Regions from separate parts of the Homo sapiens genome. Here all the other regions are linked to region 2. The links are chromatin loops, found by intact Hi-C in ENCODE. Cell type or tissue: mammary epithelial cell. All regions are shown on one strand.

The links. Peaks named below come from ENCODE experiments on the same cell type or tissue, not always from the same donor. Only the 100,000 strongest peaks of a DNase experiment are listed, where the experiment ranks them.
Region 1: it touches region 2 in a loop (22-fold over the local background); 4 of 110 quality-filtered maps call a loop at or near these places.
Region 3: it touches region 2 in a loop (9-fold over the local background); 4 of 110 quality-filtered maps call a loop at or near these places.

The regions. Positions count from the first base shown.
Region 1 is chr11:108,784,105-108,792,104 of GRCh38, forward strand. All of the region lies in intron 13 of DDX10 (DEAD-box helicase 10), which reads left to right. Among named protein-coding and RNA genes, the nearest start is that of DDX10, 120 kb to the left of the region's middle. In mammary epithelial cell, a CTCF peak has its summit at 4,641 (motif pointing right); no DNase peak of the experiment used is centred here.
Region 2 is chr11:109,692,712-109,700,711 of GRCh38, forward strand. No RefSeq gene overlaps it. Among named protein-coding and RNA genes, the nearest start is that of LINC02715, 130 kb to the right of the region's middle. In mammary epithelial cell, CTCF peaks have their summits at 3,786 and 4,717 (motif pointing left); DNase peaks (open chromatin) are centred at 3,180, 3,710 and 4,630; H3K27ac peaks cover 2,551 bases.
Region 3 is chr11:109,422,783-109,430,782 of GRCh38, forward strand. C11orf87 (chromosome 11 open reading frame 87) reads left to right here. Exons shown (of 2, transcript NM_207645.4): 2 at 593-6,385. The coding sequence starts at 852. The coding sequence ends at 1,445. Among named protein-coding and RNA genes, the nearest start is that of C11orf87, 4.6 kb to the left of the region's middle. In mammary epithelial cell, CTCF peaks have their summits at 1,004, 2,962 and 3,862; no DNase peak of the experiment used is centred here; H3K4me3 peaks cover 1,367 bases; H3K27me3 peaks cover 1,222 bases.

The DNA.
Region 1 (8,000 bases), 910 kb before region 2:
ATTGAATATACAAGTACATATATGTTTTTGATACTGTAAATTATTTTCCTTTGGTTATATACCCAATAGTGGGATTGCTGGGCTGAATGGTAGTTCTGTTTTAAGTTCTTTGAGATATCTCCAAACTGCTTTCCAAAGTGGCTAAACTAGTTTGCCTTCCTACAAACAGCATTCCCTTTTCTTGGAAGACTCTGTAACATCTTTTATTTTTTTGACTTTTTTAGTAACCTCCATTGTGATTGGTGTGAGATGGTATCTCTTTGTGGTTTTGATTTACATTTTCTTTGCCCTCCTGAACACCCGCTTGTTTTTGAGACAAGGTCTTGCTTTGTTGCCCAGTGTGATCTCAGCTCACTGCAGCCTTGATGTCCTGGGCTTAAGTGATCCTCCTGCCTTAGCCTCCAGAGTAGCTCTTTGCCCATTTTTAAATTATATTGTTTGTTTTTTGCTTGTCGTTTTAAGTTCCTTGCAGATTCTGGATATTAGACTTTTGTCAAATGTCAAAATAATTGCAAATATTTTTTCTCCGATTCTGTAGGCTGTTTACTCTGTTGGGAATTTCTTTTGGTGTGCAGAAGCTCTTTCGTTTAATTAGGTCCCGTTTATCAATTTTTGTTTTTGTTACAATTGCTTATGGGGACTTAGCCACAAATTATTTGCCAAAGCCAGTGTCAAGCAGGGTATTTTCTAGGTTATCTTCTAGGATTTTTATAGTTTGAGGTCTTACATTTAAATCAGTAATCCATCTTGAGTTAATTTTTGTATACAATGAGAGGAAGGGTCCAGTTTCATTCTTCTGCATATGGCTAGCCAGTTACTCTGGTATCATTTATTGAATAAGGAGCCCTTTCCCCATTGTTTATTCTTGTCAATTTTGTTGAAAATCTGATGGTTGTAGGTGTGTGGGTTTATTTCTGGGTTCTCTGTTCTGTTCCATTGGTCTATATGTCTCTTTTGTACCAGTACCATGCTGTTTTGATCACTGTAGCCTTACAGTATTGTTTGAAGTTGGGTAATGTCATCACAAATGGATGTTGGATTTTATCAAAAGGTAAATTTTCTGCCTCTATTGAAATGATCATATGATTTTTGCTTTTGATTCTGTTTACATGGCGAATCACATTTATTGATTTGTGTATGTTCAACCAACCTTACATCCCAGGAATAAAGCCTGTTTTATTGTGGTGAGTGAACTTTTTGATGTGCTGTTAGATTTGGTTTGCTGGTATTTCGTTGAGGATTTTTGCTTCTATGTTCATGAGAAATATTGGCCCGAAGCTTTTTTGTTGTTGTTGTTATTGTTGTTGTTGTTGTATGTCTGCTAGATTTTGGTATCAAGATGATGCTGGGTTCATAGAATGAGTTAAGGAGAAGCCCTTCCTCCTTGATTTTCTTGGAATAGATTCAGTAGTACTGATATCACTTCCTTTTTGTACATCTGATAGAATTCGGGTGTGAATCCCTCTCGTCTGGAGCTCTTTTGGTTTGGTGGATTTTTAATCAGTGATTCAATTTCTGAACTTGAAAGTTGTACTTTCTTCCTGGTTCAATCTTGAGGTTTTGTGTTTCCAGGAACTTATCCATTTCCTCTAGATTTTCTAATTTGTGTATGTAAAGGTGTTCATAATCGTCTCCAATCTTTTATATTTCTGTGGGATAGGTTGTAATATCTTTGTCACTTCCGATTGTGCTTATTTGGATCTTCTGTTTTTTGTTGTTGTTAATTGTGTCTCAATTTTATTCAATTCTTATTTGATTTTAATTATTTCTTCTACCAGCTTTAGAGTTGAATTTTTGTTTTGTTTTGTTTTTTAGTTCCTCTAGGTGTGATGTTAGATTCTTGAGATCTTTCCGACCTCTTGATGAAGGCATTTAGTGCTATAAACTTTCCTCTTAACATCACTTTAGCTGCCTCCCAAAGATTTTTATAAGTTGTGTCTCTGCTTTTGTTAATTGCAAAGAATTTTTATTTCTGTCCTGATTTCATTGTTCATATAATGAACAATGGTTCATTCAGAAGCAGGTTGTTTAATTTCTATGTTTTTGTGTTATTTTTGAGAAATCTTCTTTATCAATTTCTGTTTTTATTGCACCGTGGTCTGAGAGTGTGTTTGGAATTATTTCAATTTTTTTTTTGAATTTACTGAAACTTGCTTTAAGACTCAGCATGTGGTTGATCTTTGAATATGTTACATGTGCACCTGAGAACAATGTATATTCTATGGTTGTTAGGTGGAGTATTCTGTAGATGTTTATTAGGTTCAGTTGTTCAAGTATCGAGTTTAAGTCCAGAATTTGTTAGTTCTCTGCTTCAGTGATCTGTCTAATGCTGTCAGTGTGGTGTTGAACTCTCCCACTACTATTGTGTAATAATGGCGGTGTAAGTGTTTTCGTAGGTCAGGAAGAACTTGTTTTATGGATCTGGGTGCTCCAGTGTTGGGTGTGTATATGTTTAGGATAGTTAAGTCTTCTTGTTGAATAGAACACTTTATCATTATGTAATGCCCTTCTTCGTTCTCCCTGATTGTTATTGGTTTAAAGTCTGTTTTATCTGATACAGGACTAGCTACTCCTGCTCTTTATTTTCCATTTGCATGATAGGTCTTTATTTTTACTTTCAGCCTGTTTGTGTCATTACATGTGAGATCCATCTATTGAAGGCACCAGACAGTTGGGTCTTGCCTTTTTATCCATCTTGCCATTCTATGCCTTTTAAGTGGGGAGATTTAGAACATTTACATTCAGGATTAGTACGATATATGAGATTTTGATCCTGTCTTTATGTTGTTGGCTGTTTGCTTTGTAGAGTTGGTTGTGCAATTGCTTTATATTGTCTGTGAGCTATTGTGCTTGAGTGTGTTTTAGTGGTAGCAGGTTTTAAACTTTTATTTCAATGTTTAGCACTCCCTTTAGGACCTCTTGTAAGGCTGGTGTGGTAATGAATTCCCTCACTGCTTACCTGTCTGAGAAGCATTTTATTTTGCCTTCACTTACAAAGCTTAGATTGGTGGGATATGAGGTTCTTGGCTGTAATTTATTTTCTTTAAGAATGCTGAAAATAGACCTCCAATCTCTTCTGGCTTGTAAGGTTTCTTCTAAGAGGTCTGCTGCTAAACTGATGGCGTTCCCTCTGCAGGTGACCTGACCTTTCTCTCTAGCTGCCTTTCAGGTTTTTTTCTTTTGCATTGACCGTGGAGAATCTGATGACTATGTGCCTTGGAATGGTCATGTTGTATAGTATCTCGCGTGGGTTCTCTGTTTTTTCTGAATTTATATGTCTTCCTCTAGCAGGATTCGGGAGATTTTCGTAGAGTATATTCTCAAATACATTTTCCAAGTTGCTTACACTCTCTCCTTCTCTCTCAAGAATGCCAATGAGCTGTAAACATGGTCTCTTCACATAATCCCATATTACTCAGTGGTGTTTTTTTTAATTTTTAATTCTTTTTTATTTTTGTCTGGGTTGATTTGAGAAATTGGTCCTCAAGCTCTGAGATTCTTTCCTCAGCATGCTCTATTCTGCTGTTAATACTTTTGATTGTAAGGGGCTGGGTGCGATGGCTCACACCTGTAATCCCAGCACTTTGGGAGGCTGAGGTGGGCGGATCACCTGGAGGTCAGGAGTTCAAGACTAGCTTCACCATGGAGAAACCCCGTCTCTACTAAAAATACAAAGTTAGCTGGGCGTGGTGGTGCATGCCTGTAATCTCAGCTACTTGGGAGGCTGAGGCAGGAGAATTGCTTGAACCTGGGAGGTGGAGGCTGCGGTGAGCGGAGATCGTGCCATTGCACTCCAGCCTGGGCAACAAGAGCAAAACTCCATCTCAAAAAAAAATACTTTTGATTGTATTATGAAATTCTTGAAGTAAATTTTTCCCTTCCAGAAGCTCAGTTTGGTTCTTAAAATGGCTATTTTGTCTTTCAAGCTTCTGGATTGTTTTACTGTATTCCTTGGATTGGGTTTCAACTTTCTCCTGCATCTTGATGCGCTTCCTTGCCATCCAGATTCTGAATTCTTTGTCTGTCATTTCATACATCTAAATCTGGTTAAGAACCATTTCTGGGTTTATTTGGAGATAAGGGAACACACTGGCTTTTTGAGTTGCCAGAGTTCTTGTGCTGATTCTTTCTTGTGTGTGAGGGCTAGTGGCTAGTGTTCCTTTAAATGTGATGTAAGTTGGGTATAGTTAGTTGGCTTTGTTTCTGGGTGTTTACAGAGGATCATGACTCTATACAGAATCTTTATTTGTAGCTAGATTTTTTTTTTTCTTTTTTGAGCTGGAGTTTTGCTCTTGCTCCCTAGGCTGGAGTGCAATGATGTGATCTCGGCTCATTGCAAGCTCCATCTCCCAGATTCAAGCATTTCTCCTGCCTCAGCCCCCTGAGAAGCTGGGATTACAGGTATGCGCCACCACGCCTGGCTAATTTTTGTATTTTTAGTAGAGATGGGGTTTCTCCATGTTGGTCAGGCTGGTCTCGAACTCCCGACCTCAGGTGATCCCCCCACCTTGGTCTCCCAAACTGCTGGGATGACAGGCGTAAGCCATGGAGCCCAGCCCTGTAGCTAGATTTTTAAAAGTTTTCACTGGTGTTGTATACTGGCAAAATGTTTTGGTGGTGTATTTTGGGCTGCAATCCAGTAGGTGGTGCTTCAGAATGTTGGTCAGCAGATAGGCTCTTACTTAGCCACACAACTCTTTTGTACTTTGGTTCTTTTGTATTTTGGTTCTGTTGGTAGTTAGTGTCTGTGTTGGTGGGAGAGAGAGATGACCCCTTCACCTGGTCCACTCCTAGGCCATGAAGGAGCCCTGTCCAGTCACTGGCTCCATGCCCACATTTCCTTTGTTAGATGTTCTGGTCCCCGGGGCTCTCTCAGGCAGGGGCAGATAGGCCGTACCCTCTCTGGGCTGGCCCTGTTGAGTGAGACACACCCCACTCCCCTGCTGGTCTGTGAGCCCAGGCATCAGAGGTTAGATTTTGATGTGACAAGCTGTCCTCATTCCTTTGAGACCAAAGGAAGTTCTAAATAATTGACTTAGAATTGAATCTGGGTGCAGAATCCCTTAAATCAGGTACTTCCTGTTCTTGTCACACCTTCAATCAGAGCCAGAGATGAATAGTTTGCCCTAGCAGCAGAGGATTGGTGGCAGTGGCTTTTACTATGTTTAAGTATAGAATTGATGAGCGGGACAAGTAGGAGATGTCGTCACCTATTTGTTTCATTTTGGTTTTTGGAAATGTCCTTATTTATTTCAGACTAATCTATCTAGGAAACAGATCTTTAAAAACTCGTGAAAGATGTGTGCATAAGATTATTGTATATACTCTGCATCATTCAGTTTCAAAGAAAAGTCTGCAGCTATCTTGAGAGGCAATTGAGTAGGTACCTGATACCTGCCTATCTGTCCATATTCAAAATTAGACATATTTTATAAGTTGTGGAAAATTATTTGCATATGCAGTAAAGTGACATCATTCTTGTCTGGCTCATGTAAAATTGGCTTGTCCTTTGTCAGCAGAATGACTGAAGTTCTACTTCTTGTTTATAAAGCCAAACTTGTATCTCAAAAATTGTATTGCCAGGGATAACATGTAGGATGCTTTTCACTGCAGGTAACAGAAAACACGACCATAGGTGGCTTAAAGAACCAGGAAAACTTTGTTACTTACATGATGAGAAACCTGGATGAAAGGAAATTCTAGGGCCGATTAACTCAATAACATTGTCAAGATCAAGGTTTTATCCATCTTTCTGCTCTGACAATCTTAGTTCCTCATTGATTTGGCTTTTGTCCTCAGACTTGTCCCCTCTTGATTAAAAGACCCTGTAACTCCGAACCAATTAAATCAGAATAGCTGGGGAGGGGGACCAGGCATTAGTCTTTTAAAAGCTTCCAGGTGGTTTTATTGTGCAAGTAGCTAGGATTGGGAACACTGAGTTACATCAATTAAGAGCCACTCAGGGGTTTATAAATCTAACCCCCCTAAAGCACATGGTCATTTGGTAACCAAATAAATCAGTTCTTTTAGCAAGTAATAAGGGTGAGAAATTCAACCATAGATGTCCGCCCTACTCCAGATGATGTAAGGTTTTTAAAAATTTCGCTTATTCTTTGACTTCATGTATGTTCACTATCATTACTTAAAAAAGAACTATGTAAGTGGTTTCTACCCCCTCACTTTAGAGGCAAATCTCTGGATAGGCAGTTTTATTAACCCAATGAACTACAAAGAGAATATTTTGGGCAAGAAGGAAGCAGAGGTATTAAAGCATACTTTTCAGTCATTTTATGTGCAGATAAATAACAATATTTAAGGTAAATATAATCTATATTGCCTTTTCTCAGGTGGATTGTAGCCAACTCTTTATCAAAATTGATTCCCTTCTTCACAAATTGTATCAAATATGCTCTCTGTTGTGGCTTTCTCCTCTCGTTTTCTGTTTTCAAATGCATTCTCCCTTAACTAACATGTGCCAAAAAGAATATAATGTCCCTCTTGAACTTTGTCTCATTTAATGGCATCACCTTGTTCCAGAGGATGTAGGTGTACTCAGATGCATGCATTTGTGGCCAAGACATTTCTGTCATACTTAGAGTCTCTGGCTGTTTTTCACTTCAGTGCACAGAATTTGTGCCACTTCATGGTCTCTCTTTTTGTTTTTTTTTTTGACTCTTAAAATTTACCTTAAGGTACCTCCCACCCACACACACTTTCAGTCTCTTTTTTAGTTTATCCCCAACAGTGCTTCTGGAGTTATCCAAAAATATAGATGAGATCCTGTTGTCTTCACATTGCCCTAATGGTTCCCATTTATCTACAGAATAAAAATCCAATGTGGTTGGTTGTCTTTACTAAGATAGCGAGAAAAATATTTCCCATCTCACACATTCTACTTTATAATGTGGTTTTGATATTCTTCCCACAACGAGGTGGAGTCTGTGTCCCTCTACTAGAATATGGACAGGCTTGTGATAATGGTGGAAGAGATACTAGTGTGACTTCCTAGACTGAGTCATAAAAAGTGTCTTGGCTTCTGCCTGTACATCTTGGCATGCTCATTTCGGGGCCACAGCTACCATGCTGTGGGAAAAAGCCCACCAATACCTTAGCCTGTAGCCTTTGCTAAGCTTCTAGCTGACAGCCAGCATCCGTGTACCTGCCAAATGGGTGATCTGAGAAGTGGATCCTTCAGTTTCCCTGCCCTCGCAGCTGATGCTGTGTGGATTATGGAGATGAGCCATCCCTGTCAAGTCCTGCCTACATTAGAAAGTCATGGGGGGAAAAGTGATCATTTGTATTCAAAGTGATTATTTGTATTCAGAGCATCTTTTTTCTTTTTAAAATCAGTTTTAGTGAGCTATAAGGTATGTATAATACATTCACTAATTTTAAGTATACAATTCATTGAGTTTTAACAAATGTTTGTGGTGTTTTTTCATACTGCCACATTTAAATTTTGTTGATTTTCATCATTTCATAGAGTTCTCTTGTATACCTTCCAATTTAGTTCTGTCACCATCCTCAGCCCCTGGCAACTGACAGAAAGCTAATGTGCTTTCTGTCCCAATAGTTTTGCCTTTTCCAGAATGGAAACCTTGTTTCTCTACTAGTTTTGGGCTAGTGTAAATAAACTTGCTATGAAGATTCATGTATATGTCTTGTGGATGTAGGTTTTCATTTCTTTTGAGTAAATGCTATAGGAGTGGGATTTAGTTATATGATAGTTAGTGTTTAAATTTTTAAGAAACTACCAAACTGTTTTTCAAAGTGGCTGTGACTGCGTATTTGACTTTGCCAGCAGTGTATGATAGTTCTAGTTGTTCTTCATCATTGCAAGCTCTTGGTATTGTCATTTAAAAAAATATAGTTATTCGAGTGGCTACAAAGGCTTATCTCATTGGTGTTTTAATTTGCATATTTCTGTGACTAATGGTGTTGACATCCTTCATGCGTTTACCTTTTATATATCATTTTTGAAGTTTCTATTCAAATCTTCC
Region 2 (8,000 bases):
GCAGCTGGCAGGGATCAGCTCAGTGCCAAGAGCCACACCCTGTTGTGGGGAAAAGGTAAGTGAGAGATATACAACAGCCCAAACTCCCACCATGGATTCCTGCAATCCTAGCCACAGGGGAACCCCTTAACTTTTGTGGGGCCCTAAGATAAGTATAGAGAGCTACCTGGAGTCCACAAAAAAGCATTGTTCCAGACAGGGAAGTTGCGCCGGGTCCCAGGCACCCCCTGAGACCCAAGCAGCTGCAACATAACACCATCTTGAAACTCCAGCTCGGACCAGACTACATCATACTCTGGGTCTCAAAAGCCCCTGTAGCTTCATATCCCTGGAGCCCTACTGACATTCCCCTATGTCCAGCCAGAGGATTGCAAGATTGCAGTGCCAGCTGTTCCCAGTGGTGTCTCTGGGTCCCCAGCACTCTAGCCTATGCTGTGTCCTATACCCCAGGGATCAGGTGGGATGGCACACCAGGGAGCCTTCTCCTAGGACAAAGGGAGCCAAAGTACATGGCCCCCAGAGCCTGGTAGTTACCTGCCTGGAGCCACCGCCATGGCTGCAACCCCTCACCCCCACCCCAGCAACAGGGCTGACATGCAGCTGCATACACTTTCAGAAAGCCTGGGGACTGGCCTACCTGTGTGTTGTCCTGGGGCATGAGTACAGGCTTGCCCCTCCCACTGCCATTGGTCCCCATGTGCACCATCCAGGGGCATAAGGACAAGCATGCCCTGCCCACCACCATCACCTCCAGCACCTAAGCATGCTATCCAGGGATCTGGGGATTGAACTGCCTAATTTTCTATAGTGGGTGCTCATGTACACCATTAGAGGATGTGAGGATGGGCCTGCCTTCCTGCTGCCACTGCCACCAGTGCTCACACACATTGTCCAAGGGCCTAGGGATTGATCCACCCCACCCACCACTGCTGGTGCCCATGTGTACCATCTGGGAGCCTGAAGAAAGGTTTACCCCTTCAGTCACCACTGGTGCCCATATGTGTCACCTGGGGGCCTGGGAATTGACCATCCTCATCATCCACTGGTGCACATGTGTGCCACCCATGGGCATAAAGATGAGCCTATCTCGCCTTCTGCCAGCATGCAAGTCTTTCTCCCAGGGTGGTGGCAGGCCATGGGACCAGCCCACTCAGCCTGCTACTGCCACTACTTCCACCACCTAGAAGCTGGGGAAGCAGCCTACCTAGTCCACCATGACCACCACTGGAACTTGCAGGCAATGCTCAAGGGCCCAAAAGATGACCTGCTGCCACTACTTCCACTGCTGATACCATGCACACCACTCAGAGGTTCAAGGATGGCCTTCTGCTGCCACCAACAGCACCTGAGCACGTGACCTGGAAGCCCAAGGACTGGCCCACACAGATTTTCCATAGTTAGCACCCATGTATGCCACTCAGGGGATTGAAGACCAGCATGCTCAGCCCATCACTGCCATCAATGGTGCCAAGGACCTATCTGCCTGGTGTCCCCATCTCTAGCAAGGCCTCACCACAGCTTCCACTAACAACCACAGCCTAAGCCACTGTGGAACTCACAGACACCGCTCATGCTGACTACAGCTAAAGAAATTACATAAGATTTTACTACTGTGCCCACCTGGAATCAAAGCCAAAGACCCTACTCAACACTATAGCTATGTCTTTCCCTACAAAAGCCAAATCATAAAACTGAAAGAAACAATCATTACAACAGACACACAGGTATTAACATAAGGATACAAAGAGCAAGGAATTATTAAACCTTCAAAGGAACACAATAAATCCCTAGTAACAAATCTCAAAGAATAAAAATCTATTAAACCGTACCTGAAAAACAATTCAAAATAATACTAAAGAAACTCACTCAGTGAGATACAAGATAAATAATACAAAGAAATAAGGAAAAAATAATTTTCTGAATGAGAAATTCAACAGGGATAGGTATTATAATAAAAATACAGAAATGCTGGAACTGAAGAATGCTTTGAATAAAATAAAAAATACAATTCAGAGCTTTAACAATAGACTAGATAAGCAGAATAAAGAATTTCTGGACTTGAAGACAGGTTTTTTGGTAACCTAGTCAGACAAAGAAAAAGTTATAAAGAAAGCCTACACAATATATGGGACACCACTAAGGGACCAAATATTCAAATTTTTTGAGTTCTATAAAGAAACGAGATGAACAAAGTTATAAAAAACTTATTTGACAAAATAATAGGTGAAAACTTTCCACATTTTGCAAAAGATATAGACATCTAGATTCCCAGATATTCAAACAATAAATGGTCTTCTCCAAAGCACATTAAAGTCAAACTGGTCAGAAGTCAAAGACAAAGAGAATTCTAAAAACAGAAAAGGAAAAACATCAAGTGAAATATAAGGGAATCTCCAATGGACTAATAGTGGATCTCTCAGCAGAAACCTTATAGGACAAGAGAGAATGGGGTGATATATTCAAAGTGAACAAAGAAAGAAAAGAAAAAAGAAAAGAAAGAGAAAAAGCTTCCAGTTAAAAATACTATAGCTAGCAAAGCTATCCTTCGAAAATGAAGGAGAAATAGTCTCACATACACAAGAAAACTGAGAATTCATTGTCACTAGATGGCCTTACAAGAAATGCTTAAGATAGTCCTACATCTGGAAACAAAAAGATAATATCATCATTAAAACACATGAAAGTATAAAACTCACTCATAGAGCAGATATACAAATGAGAAAATGAAATGAATCAAACATTGTCACTACAAAAAACTATCAATGTGTAAAGGTAAATAATAAATGAAGAAGAAAAGAACAAAGGATATACAAGACAATCAGGAAATAAACTGACAGGTGTAAGTTCTCACCTGTCAATAACAACACTGAATGTAAATGGTTTAAATTCCCCTAAAAGATAAAGTTTTGTGTTGTTTTTGGTTTTGTTTTTATTGTTTTTCTAAGATGGAATATTAGAAGATTTCAGTGTGATTCAGGCACTTGGAAATTCTGAGCTCAATTCAAGGAGAAAAATGGGAATCCACCAAAATCACGAAGGACATCTCAGATCCTGGAGAGTAGAATGCGGGCACACAGCCCCTGTGATGGTGTCCAGCTCATAAAAGTGAGTGAGGCCCCAGTACATGAGAGAGGCAGAGAGCCTGCCTCTGTGACTCATCTTTCCACTGGGAATCTGAGCAACTTGGACTGCAAGAGCGCACTTTGTTTCCCTCAAGCCCCAGAGCTAACTTAAGGAGACAGCTGGAAGTACTGAGGGGAAAAGACACTGAGAAAAGCTGTAGGCATTTTTTCAGACCCCAGACCAAGAACAGGGTGCCATTTTTAATCCAGGCACGTACAAAGTCAGACATTCTTTGGTGACCTGGCAGCCTGGCCATGCAGGCATTTTAGTCTTGGGCCAGAGATTGGAGCACTTGTTTTGGCATGCAGTAGGGGCCTCCATAGCCAGAACTGTGGGAAGTGCCTCAGCAGTAGGTGCTGGAATTCTGCTCTCCCCCATCATAGACTGGGGATGAGAGGAGAGCTACTACAGCTGCAGTTTCTCTGGAAAATGAGACTTGTAGCTAGGGCTAGCTTGGCAACCTGAAACTGGGCTGCATGTGTCATTGCTGTGTCATTCCCAGCCTGTTCCCCTGAGATTGTGGTACAGTGGGGCCCTCTCCGCTCCACCCTCAGGCAGAACTCCAGGCATTCAGAGCACATGCTTGCCTGGACTAGCCCTCTGAATCACCCCACCCTTCCTGGACGTAAATCATGGTGCAGTGAGGCCCTCTCTGTTTCATACTCAGGCAGATATCAAGTCATTTAGAGCAGCCGCTCTCATGGAATATCAACCTGAGGCACCCCACCCTTCCTGGGCAGAGGTTCTGGTGCAGTGGAGATCTCTCTGTTCCATTTTCAGGCTGAACTCCAAGCATTTGGATCACCCACTGACTAGGTTGGCAGCTTTGGCTGCCCCACCCTTCCTGTGCACAGATTGTGATACAGTGGGGCTTTCTCCACTCCCATGCCCAGGCAGATCTCCAGGCAGTCAGAGCACCCATTCAAAAGGATCAGTAGCTTAAGCCACACTCCCCTTCCTGTGCAGAGATTATGGTGAAGTGGGGCCCTCTCTGCTCTACACTCAGGCAGATCTCCAGGAATTCTTAGCACCCACTCACCTGAATTGGCAACCTGAGGTAGCACACCCTTCCCGCGCAGAGACTGGGTGAAGCAGGGCCCTCTCCACCCCACACCCAGGCATATCTCCAGGAAGACCAGGACTTCCAGCCTGAGACACTCCACCTTTTCTCTGCAGAGACTGTGGTACACTCCATGACCAGACAGATCTCTAGGCACCTGGAGAACCTACTCTCCTGGATTAGGAGTTTAGGCCACCAATCTCCTGCACCCCCACCCTTGCAATGAACTTTAGGTTGAGGAAGTTTCCCAGCTCCATGCTTAGGCACATCTTTGGATGTTTTGTGGCAAGCCACTGGATTCTCCCAGTGCTGGTGCTTGTGCCTGCCACTGGGGGACTTGCAGGTGGGCCTGCTTGGTCTGGCCCAGCCAATCATGCTCCCAGCACTCCCGGGGCTGAGCAGGGAGCTGAGACCACTCTGCATTTCATGGATTAGTCCATTGCCTGAAGCAACAGAGAGCTTCTCCCAGTAAGCAAGGATGAAGCATATACCTAGCCTAGCTGGCTGCAGCTGGCTCTTACCCTTAAGCGCCATCTACTGGCTCATAGGTTATACTACACAGTCCAATATAAAACTTGCTAAAAGTCCAGAGGGCTATAGAAGCACAGCCAAATGACCCTACCCAGGATTCTCTACACTCTAAACCCCCTTGGGGGTAGGAGGAGGGAAAGAAGAAAAAATAATATTATAGAGAAAGAAATAAGAAGAAAAAATGCTACCCTCATGAAAATAATTACAAAAATTAGAAGTGCCAGCATCTCCCGATGAGAAGGAACTAGCACAAGAATTCTGGCATCACGAAAAATATGAACTTATTGGCATCACCAAAGGATAACACTAGCTCTCCATTGATGGGCTCTAACCAAAATGGAAATTCAGAATTGACACAAATAATTCAAAGCACAGATTTCAAGGAAGTTCAATGAGATCCAAGACAAGGATGAAAATCAACACAAAGAAATTTCCAAATCAATCCAAAAAATGAAAGAAGAGGTAAATATATTAAAATGAAATCAATCGGAGCTTCTAGTGTTAAAAAACTCACTAAATTTTTCAAAATACAATTGAAAGCTTTATCAATAGACTGGACTAAGAAGAAGAAAGAATTCCAGAGCTTGAAGACTAGTCTTTTGAACTAACCCAAGAAAAAGTAAACAACCTGAAAAATATATTTGAGGGAATAATTTAAGAAAATTTCCTTAATCTTCCTAGTGAAGGAGATATCCAGATACAAGAAATCCTGAGAACACCTGCAAGATACTGTACAAAACAAACATCACTAAGACAAATAGTGACCAGACTGTCCTAGGTCAATGTTAAAGAAAAATGTCTTAATAGTAGCTAGAGAAAAAGGTCAGATAAGATACCAAGGAAACCCCATTAGGCTAACAGCAGACTTCTCAGCCAAAACCTTACAAGCCAGGAGAGATTAGGGGTCTATATTCAGCATTCTTTAACCAAAGAAATTTCTAGTCAAGAATTTCATATCCCACCAAACTAAGCTTTCTAAGAGAAAGAGACATAAAATCTGTTCCAGACAAGCAAGCACTAAGTGAATTTGTCACCATTAGACCAGCCTCATAAGAGATCCTTAAGGAAGTTCTAAACATGCAAATGAAAGAATGATACCTGCTACCACAAAAACACACTTAAGCCACCAACATAGTTGACACCCCATTAAGCAAGTACACAGTAGAAACTACAAAGCAACCAGCAAACAACTTCATGATAGGATCAAAACCTCACATATCCATATTAACCTTGAATGTAAATGATTTAAACACCCCATTAAAATGGCACAGAGTGCCAAACTGGATTTAAAAGGAAAAAAGACCCATCCATTTGCTCTTTTCAAGAGACATATCTCACATGTAAGGACACACATAGGCTCAAAGTAAAGGGTTAAAGAAATATCTATCAAAAAATGGAAGAAAAAGGAGCGGAGGTCACTAGTCTTATATCAGATAAAACAGACATTAAACCAACAACAGCAAAAAAAAAAAAAAAAAAGACAAGAGCATTACATAATGATAAATGGTTCAATTTTACAAAAAGACTTAACTATCCTAAATACGTACAAACCCAACATTGGAGCACCCAAATTCATAAAACAAGTACTTCTAAACCTATGAAAGATTGAGACAGCCACACAATAATAGTAGGGGAACTACAACACTTAACTAACGGTATTAGACAGATCATTGAGGCAGAAAACTAACAAAGAAATCCTGGACTTAAACTCAAAACTTGACCAATTAGACTTAATAGAAGTCTACAGAATACTCCACCCAATAACCACAAAATACACATTCTTCTAATTTGCACACAGAACATACTCTAAGATTTTCCACATACTTAATAAACCAAGTCTCAATAAATTTAAAAAAAATGAAATCATGCCAATCATAGTCTCAGAAAACAGTACAATAAAAATAAAAATAAATACCCAGCAGATCCCTTAAAAAACACAATATTCCATGGAAATTTAAAAATGTGCCCCCAAATGATTTTGGGATAAAAATATTAAAGTAGAAATTTAAAAATTATTTGAAATAAATAAAAATGGAGATACAACATATCAAAATCTCTGGGATGCAGTAAAAGTGTTAAAAGGAAAGTTTATAGTGCTAAATGCCTATCTCAAAAAGTTAGAAAGATTTTTAAAAACCTAACATCATACCTAGAGTAACTAGAAAAACAAGAAAAAACTAACCCCATAGCTAGCAGAAGAAAATAGTCAAAATCAGAGTAGAACTGAAAGAAACTAAGACCAAAAAAATCTATACAAAGAATCAATGAAACAAAAAGTTTATTCTTGTAAAGAATAAACAAGATTAATAGACTCTTAACTAGACTAATAAAAGAGAGAGAGAGAAAGATCCAAAGAAACACAACCAGAAATACAAAAAAAAACCTCATACATTATGAAGACATCTAGGCACACAAACTAGAAATCTAGAGAAAATGGATAAATTCCTGGAAACACATAACTCCCAAGATTGAATGTGGAAGGAATTGAAACCCTGAACAAACAAATATCAGGTTCTGAAATTGAATTAGTAATTAAAAACCTGCCAGACAATATGAGCCCAGACCAGATGGATTCACAGCCAAATTCCACCAGATATACAAAGAGCTAGTACCAATCCTATTATAACTATTCTAAAAAAAAATCAAAGAGAGACTCCTCCCTAACTCATTCTATGAAACCAGCATGACCCTGATATCAAAACCTGGCAAAGACACAGTGAAAAAGGGAAGCTACAAACCAATATCCCTGAAGAACATAGACACAGAAATCATTGAGAAAATACTAGTGAACCAAATCCAGCAGCACATCAGAAAGTTAATTCACTGTGATCAAGTAGGCTTAATTCCTGAGATGTAAGGTTGGTGCAATACACTCAAATCAATAAGTGTGATTCACCACATAAAGAGAATTAAGAAAAGCCATATGATAATCTCAATAGATGCAAAAAAAGCCTCCCATAAAATCTAACATCGCCTCGTGTGAAAAGCCCACAACAGACTAGGCATCAAAGGAACACAGCTCAAAATAATAAGAGCCATCAAACCCACATCCAACATCATATTGAATGAATGGGCAACAGCTGTAACAATTCCCCTTGAGAACCAGAACAAGACAAGGATGCTTACCCTCACCACACCTGTTCAACATAATACTAGAAGTCCTAGCCAGAGCATCAGATAAGAGGAAGAAATAAAAGGTATCCAAACAGGGAAAAAAAAAAAGAAGTCAAACTATCTCTCTTTACTGAAGATGTGATTCTATAACTGGAAAACCACAAAGACTCTA
Region 3 (8,000 bases), 270 kb before region 2:
AAGAGATGGAGCGCGTTCCTGCGCGTCAGCCGCGGTCGCGGACAGAGGCAGAGTGGGATGTGGTGCCAGGGGTATCCCCCTGGGAATGGGACCCAAGGGATCTGACGCTGTCCAGGGAGGGCGAGTCTGGACGGGGAGGGAAAGGAAGGGAGGACTGCGTACCCGGAGCCCGCGCGGCGGCCCGGAGTGGGTGCTGGGAAGGGTAGGATCCAGGCGAAGACATCAACCGAGAGGGCGCAGAAAAGAGGAGAGCCGGCGCTCTGGGAAGTAGGGACTTCAACCAAAGCGGCTGCGTGTCTGTTGCAATTATAAAGTTGTGAAGGGCGGAAGGGAGGCTGCCTTATCTGCTGAGTAATCTGCACCTCCGCGGTGCCGGCGCAGACCCCATCCTGTCGAGTGGCATGAGCAGGCTGCTGGTGGCTCTGGTGCACGGCCACGGGCCGGCAGGCTGGGGTCCGCTGACCGAAAATACAGGCAGCGCCCAGCTCAGGCAGTGTGCCCAGAGGGCCGCTTTGCGGTGGTGGTTGATCTTTCCCGACAGCACTCCCCTGGGCAGCGGCCGAGATTCTAACTAAGCTTTGTGTCTTTGCAGCCTGGTGCCTCTGCAAAGGAAAGGGGAGCGTGGAGACGTGTTCGAGGTGGTATCGGCGAGGATCTCTCGGGCGCCGCTCACTCCTTGGTCGCCTTGCTTGCCAGCAGTTGCTCCCTTAGTCCTTGGCTCGCTCGCACACCCCCTCCCGCTACAGGGAGCAGTTTTGGGTGGCGTGGGCTCCGTCCTCTTCTTGGCTGGTAGGAACGGTGTGCCCAAGAGGGGAAGCCTAGTGGGCCTGGCCCCTCCCAGCCCCGCGCCAATGAGTGCCAGGGCGCCGAAGGAGCTGAGGCTGGCGTTGCCGCCGTGTCTCCTCAACCGGACCTTTGCTTCCCCCAACGCCAGCGGCAGCGGCAACACGGGTGCCCGCGGCCCAGGCGCAGTAGGCAGCGGCACCTGCATCACGCAGGTGGGACAGCAGCTCTTCCAGTCCTTCTCCTCCACGCTGGTGCTGATTGTCCTGGTTACCCTCATCTTCTGCCTCATCGTGCTGTCCCTCTCCACTTTCCACATCCACAAGCGTAGGATGAAGAAGCGGAAGATGCAGAGGGCTCAGGAGGAATATGAGCGGGATCACTGCAGCGGCAGCCGCGGTGGCGGGGGGCTGCCCCGACCTGGCAGGCAGGCCCCAACCCACGCAAAGGAAACCCGGCTGGAGAGGCAGCCCCGGGACTCTCCCTTCTGCGCCCCTTCCAACGCCTCGTCGTTGTCCTCTTCGTCCCCTGGCCTCCCGTGCCAGGGTCCCTGTGCTCCTCCGCCTCCACCGCCAGCCTCCAGTCCCCAAGGAGCACACGCAGCTTCCTCCTGTTTGGACACAGCTGGCGAGGGCCTTTTGCAAACGGTGGTACTGTCCTGATCGTCTAGCCCCTCTCGTTCCCCGTCCTCGTTTCCAGCATCTTTGCCACCCTTGCTTTTTTCCTTCTTCCTTCCTTTTCCATTTTCCTCTGGCCCCTCTTTCCTCTTCCTGGTTTCCTTACCTGCCCTCCCCTTACTCTTGTTTCTCCTCCGCCGAGGCACTGTGCGGTATTTGTAAATATTGGGCGAGGAAAGTCTCGGAAGAAGAAATAACGCTGATAATAATACTTTATTAATATTTATAGTAATTATTATAATACTAATAACACAATCCAAGCGCATGACAAATCACATAATTTCTAACTGTCAATGGAGGATGCATCTTCCCATTCCACCCCGCGCTCCCCTCAATTAGGAGGAGAAACCGCACAAGCTACCAAATATATAAAAGGCATTGATTCCCGGAGCAAAGGGAGGGGAGGGGGCCCGGTAATGTACATAGCTGTCAAGTTAAGATTTAGTTTCCTTCCTTCCCCTCTGACCCCTAAGCTTTCACTTTTCCTTTAGCTTCCCTTTCCTCCCCATTCCCACCCTCAGCCGGGCTCAGGCAATAGTATATTATAAAGAAAATGTCTACATTAAGCACCAGGACTGCAAGAGGCCATAGAGAATAGTCCCCGGAAAGTGTTTATGACAGGTACCCCTCGCCAGTCCGCCCATTTCTCACCCTTTGGTTAACCATTACATTTTCCAGGACAGAGCATTTAATTTACTTTTTAAAATGACCCTCGCTGGCCGAGCATAAGTACGTTAAAATCTTTAAATGAGTTTTTTTTAAAAAGCTAACGCTTTCATTCCCTGCCCCGCCCCCACCCGTACACCTTTGACTTGTGACATTTTCAGGATTTACAAAGGATCTGGGAGCTGTCCAGCCAGGTCTGGTGCTGAAGTCGCCTCACCGTTCTGATTACTTCCTCTAGTTGTGAAGGCAGAGGAGGGGCTGTTTTGGAAAGTGACTATTCTGGCTTTTGGTTGGGTTCTTTCTTCTTTTTCTACAATCGAGTTAGCGTGTACTATTGGTTTTCTTATTATTAAACATTGCATAAGTTACCTTTTTTGTAAAAAAAAAAAAGTATTAGGTGATGTGCAGTACTGAAAGTGCAGTATCTAACCAACTAGAACGTTTGTTTTATTTTTAGAACAAGTGCACCTTTGTTATATATTTAGTATATTGGTACCAAATACAGAAAAAAACTATAGTTCTGTACTATGTCCTCCAAACTGTATATTATTGTTCTTAATTTCCAGCTGTTGATATAATGGTTACCACTGGATGAGAAATTCAGTGGTGCAGACCTGGCTTCTGCTGTTTCCAGAAGTGTTCTTTTGTACCTTATTCTGTAGTAGACTGTTATAAAAAGATGACACACACGCTTTATTTTTTCTTTTGCAAATAATAGAAAAAACACAACCACAGAAACAAACAAATAATGGATGTGCAAGAATGCCATCTATTAAAAACATGGTTAATATTTAAACAGTGCCTGTAGTTCTCCCTGCATGCAGTTACCACCTGGAGGCAGTGGTGTGTGTGCTTGCTTGTACTGTATGTGGTTGGGGATGAGACTGGTGGGGATGTTGGGCAATTTGGATGATAAGACATGCGAATTTCAAGAAAAGCTAGATCCAGTAATTACTTATAGGATACAAATGTTTGCAGCTTGTTTGTTTAGTTACAAATCTGTGCCTGCAGCAAAAGAAAGGCTCTCTTTCTCAGTCTGTCCTAACTTCACTGAACATACAAAAATACTGAGAAAAAAAGAAAGTGAGAAAATAAGATAAATATTTTATTATTTTCTAATGCCAGACAAGGCCATCTATGTTAGAAATGGAAGTAGTCTATAGTTATTTACCACCTTGTTTCCTTTGGTTGAATGACAGAAGAAGCCAGAAGCATATTACAATATTAATTATATGCAGTGACATCTCTTCTTGGAAATCAAGCCTTTGACAGCTATTCAAATTTTTGGAAAATGTATGAATGAAAGTGATCTGCAAAAAGCTCTACCAAGAGAGTCCTTACTATCCTGCAGGGTGTAAGGCAACAGTGCCCCTATGAGCATCCCTCTCCCAAGCAACTCATTGTTCTAAATTGTCTACTTGGTCCAGACATATGTGCTCTTATCCAGAGGAAACATTACCTCTAATATTTTTGGTCATCTATTAAATTGCCCAAGCTCAGTTTGCATCTTTTATAAAAATAATTTAATAAACTTAATTTTAATCACCCATAAGATAATCACCTTTCCTGAAGCACAGAAGATCATCATTGAAGCATGCCATCTTGTAATATTAGGAAGACCAGGTATAATCTTTGGGTACAATATATTAAACAATGAACCAGTTTTTCTCCAGTGCCTTAGTCACTTCCTAGTAATAGGTAAAAGAGTGCATTAACTCCCTCAGGCCACTAGGGAATCCTGTAGTGCATCAGAGTTCTACACTGTACATCAGAATGACTAAGGCACTGTGAAGAAGAAAGTCCATTGATTTTTGTAGCTTACCCTCATCCAGTGGTAGCTCTTTAATACCTTATTACAGAATGACTTTTGGACTTGAAATTTGAATAGAATCAGGGTCCCAGAAGGGAGCTTCATCATTTCCAATGAGCTCCAATAAGTGCATGGATATTACTTTCTTTCCCTTATTTGGTGCACTTTCTACAGCGAATAATTTCCCATTTTATTAAAGCAATAAGATGTTCTGTTGTGAGCAGTGCTGGATAACGATTCCATTTTCTTGGTGCTGAAGCTACGCATATGTTCTTGCCTTATGAATCATAGTATATTCAAGGCATGCAATAATAATCCCCTTCCAAGGAGCAGCCTGTACACTCTGTGGGGGTAATTATGAAATTGTCCTACATCATTTCTCCCCAAAGGAATGCAAGGAGCAAGAGAAATAAAAGCATTATGTATATTGTAAAACAAATGATCTCAATACCTCTCAACGTGGGCACACATCTGTAATACACTTTTATTGTGCAACTTTAAATGTGTGTGCCTTTCTCCATTAATTGACTGTAGTTTAATATTTTTAATAGTGCTCTGTGTAAAGATGATGCAGTTTGTGAGTCAGATTTCATACTGAGCTTAATATACTCAAAACCTAAGCTTCCAGTGGTATTACTTGTGATTTTTTTATGAGATAGAGAATTACATGAAATTCTAGTAATCCAGTTTCCACACAAAATTATTTCAATAAGCACATATCCAAGCAATTTGTACAGACCTTGTTTAAAGCACTGCTTCTTATAGGGCTCAATTGGCAGTCTCAGGAGCTTGGGATGCTACCAACAGGGCATTTAGGTTTTCATTTTTATGAAACAAAAGGCAATCTGGAAATAGCTAAATTTATTTTAAGGATTTTATTCACTGATGTCCCGTCAAACTAAATGCTTCAAACCCCTATAGCTACAGCTTAACTTCTGCACTTGCTATTCAGTATTAATAAGGTGGCATGCTTGATTCTTATTGTTTTTAAAAATGAGAAAATTTGGAGAGAGAATACTATTATGTCAACGGTACAAGACTCTGAATCTTGAAGATGTAGATGGATATAATATTTAGACTTTATATACACCCATAGATATGTATTTATATATGCATACGTTTTGTATAAATTTACAATTGACTTTTTGTATTCTCTTTTCTGTCATTACAAGAATGAGATGGAAACCAAAATAGTTGTTCCATCCTCTTACCCAAAGAGGATACTGAAAAGTCCGGTATGTGCATGCACTTGTTTCTCTGGGGTCAAATCTGAATGACTTTCTCTTTAATAATGAAAGGGGAGAGTCCTGGTTAGCTTGGAAAATTGGTAATTAGATAAGCTTCCTTTCCTAGGTTAGTGACTCAAATGTAGCAATGATAATAAAGTTATGACCATATCAATGTGGTCTAAATATCTAGATGGAAAGCAAAAATATCCAGAAGAGGTTTAGGGCCATCTAGACCACAAACCTGGAACCTGGATTGTGGTTTGATTTTTTTCATTTTCAACCTATATGTTGTGTAGAAATACAATTTATATCTGCATAGCTAAAGGTAAAGTGAAAATATGACCATTATCTGTTTAGTTTGAGAAATCATTTTTGGATAATATGGATAAATTAGCTTTAAGAAACTTCTTTGACATCTGACTTTTCCACCATTTCTATCTGTATCAATTGTATTAATTAGATAATGGTTAAATTTTTATTTTTTTATCATGTAGACATATGCTTTCATGCTTTTCTGTGGGTGAAAGTTGAACAATTGCTAGCTGATATTATGTGGAAGTTACAGGTTAAAGTAGAACCAGAAATTTTAATATAATCTGATCAGGTTCCTTAGTCCCATTCCCATGTGAATCTGAACTTTGAATTTGAATCTGAAAGGCCTACTTATTTGGGCCATTTTTTGTTGGAACTTGTGATTGTAACTCACAGATGTTTCAGTTCATATTAGAATAAATTGCCCAATCTATAAGAGAGTGTTTAATCATTGGAATGAATGTAAATCTGATTCTGATTTGGTTATTTATTTGATAACATTTGAGAAACAGCTAATGTGGCTTGACATCAATACTTATTAATGTCTTCAACCTAATAATACAATTGGTGTCATGTATGAATGCTTAGCTGACAATAAGAATTTAATCAACTTTATTTGGAGACAATGACTTATCAAGGAGGTCCTACCCATTTGTGGTAGGGATATTTCCCTTACAGTTGTGATTACAAGGGATTGTTTCTATAGAGAGATGAACAGCAACAACAGTGACAATGATGACAACAGAAAAACTGACTTTTGAACTTGAGTATATCCAATAGATAGAAGAAAAAAGATATTAGAATTCATGGAAATTTTGTTTTGCTTTTCTATCAATAAAAGAGTTTTCTTGTTAATTGGCTTTTTGGACACTATTTCCTTGCCAATTTAATGTACAATATACCAGGATAACATAATTGCTTATTCTATTATACTCAGATGCTCAAAGAAATTATATTGTTTTCAAAAAATTTTTATAACTCATCTGCTCTTCCTCACAAACCAACTACATCTTAGAAATGGGATGTGTATAAAATTTAGGACAACCCAATAAACAGTCCAGTATAATAATGTAGCAGCTCCTTTACACAGATGCTCAGGATCTTGAGGTCATATGCTTAAATTCTCAGATTTCCTCTTGCTCTGCCTCTACTTCTCTACTATAATATAATCAGGTATATTAGGAAGGGATGTGGCTGACATGATTCTGTGCCAGTTAGGGGAAAGGTAGCCTCCAACTTCTGTAAATTCTGAAGGATCCTAGCTTAACCCTGCTGAAAAGGATCTGCTCCCTAGTTTGAAGTGCTATTGTCCTACTGGCTTTTGTGTTGACATTTACCACAGCAATTTTACACCGTGGACCTTTGCCCTCCATCTCAAACTCATACATCCTGACCCCGGCCATCTATAGGTCCACAGTGCTCTCACACATTGTCCCCTTCTTGGAGATTCAGGAACTTCTGGGTGCCCTGCATGCCATGGACCTACTGGTGAAAAGCTTGGGTCTATCTTGGGATTATTCATCCATCCACCTCCTCCTCCACCTCAATTCTGCTAATCTTGCTTCGTGTTAGATGGTGCCATGAGGGTTTCTTCTGAGGTCTTGAGACCCACAGTAATATATTTAAAGGAAAGGAGTTTGCCATTTATCTCCAATCCTTGAGCTTCTCCAAAGCTGTTTAGATGTTTTCAAGGCAACATCACTCCTTTTGGCTCCTAAATATGTGTGAAGAGGAGCATGAAAGCTTTAACGGCCACCTGCCTCACTTTTCTCTTATTTTTCTCAAAATTGTCCCAGACTGCAAGAAGCAAATATTTCCCTTAATGTCTACTTTTCTCTACCTAAGACTTCTTCTACTATGGTTAGTTTCCTGCTTCTGCAATGGACTTAATCATCTTCTTCCTGATGTCAGCATTATGATTAACTCTTAATGGCAGTTGGACAGGGTGTAAGAGACAGAAAGGTAAGCTTATTAATAAGGGATCCTAAATCAGGACATATTTGGAACATATTATGCCACACACCATAATAAATCTCCATATTCCTACAAGGGACATGTGCTCATGATTAAGCTCCTGCCCTCCCCTTTTCCATGAAGGTGGGAGCTTGATTATCTTACATTTATTTTCATATTCTACTCAATTCCTCTGAATTGGCTAGAAAACCTGATTACTAAACCTTATATCACTATTTGTCACTAAGAAGGCACAAACTCTTCCAAATACTGGCCCATTATTTCACCCTATCCCTCACACCCTTTAGGAGCTGCAGATAGTGTGTAGGAAATACTTCTCTTGAGCTTGGATAAACTTCTAGTGGATCTTGAATACTGGAGTGGAGATGAGTAGTTACTCGATGTAAAGGCAGCAGCAAGTAAAGATTGATGATACAACCCTATCCCTAGCCATTGTCCTCTTTATGCCCAGTAGGTATATGTGCTCTAACTTCAGCTGTTTGGCTCAAGAGAGGGATGAGTAGTAACTCAGCTAGCTCTTACAAGACTAGCATGGTTCCATTCCCCACC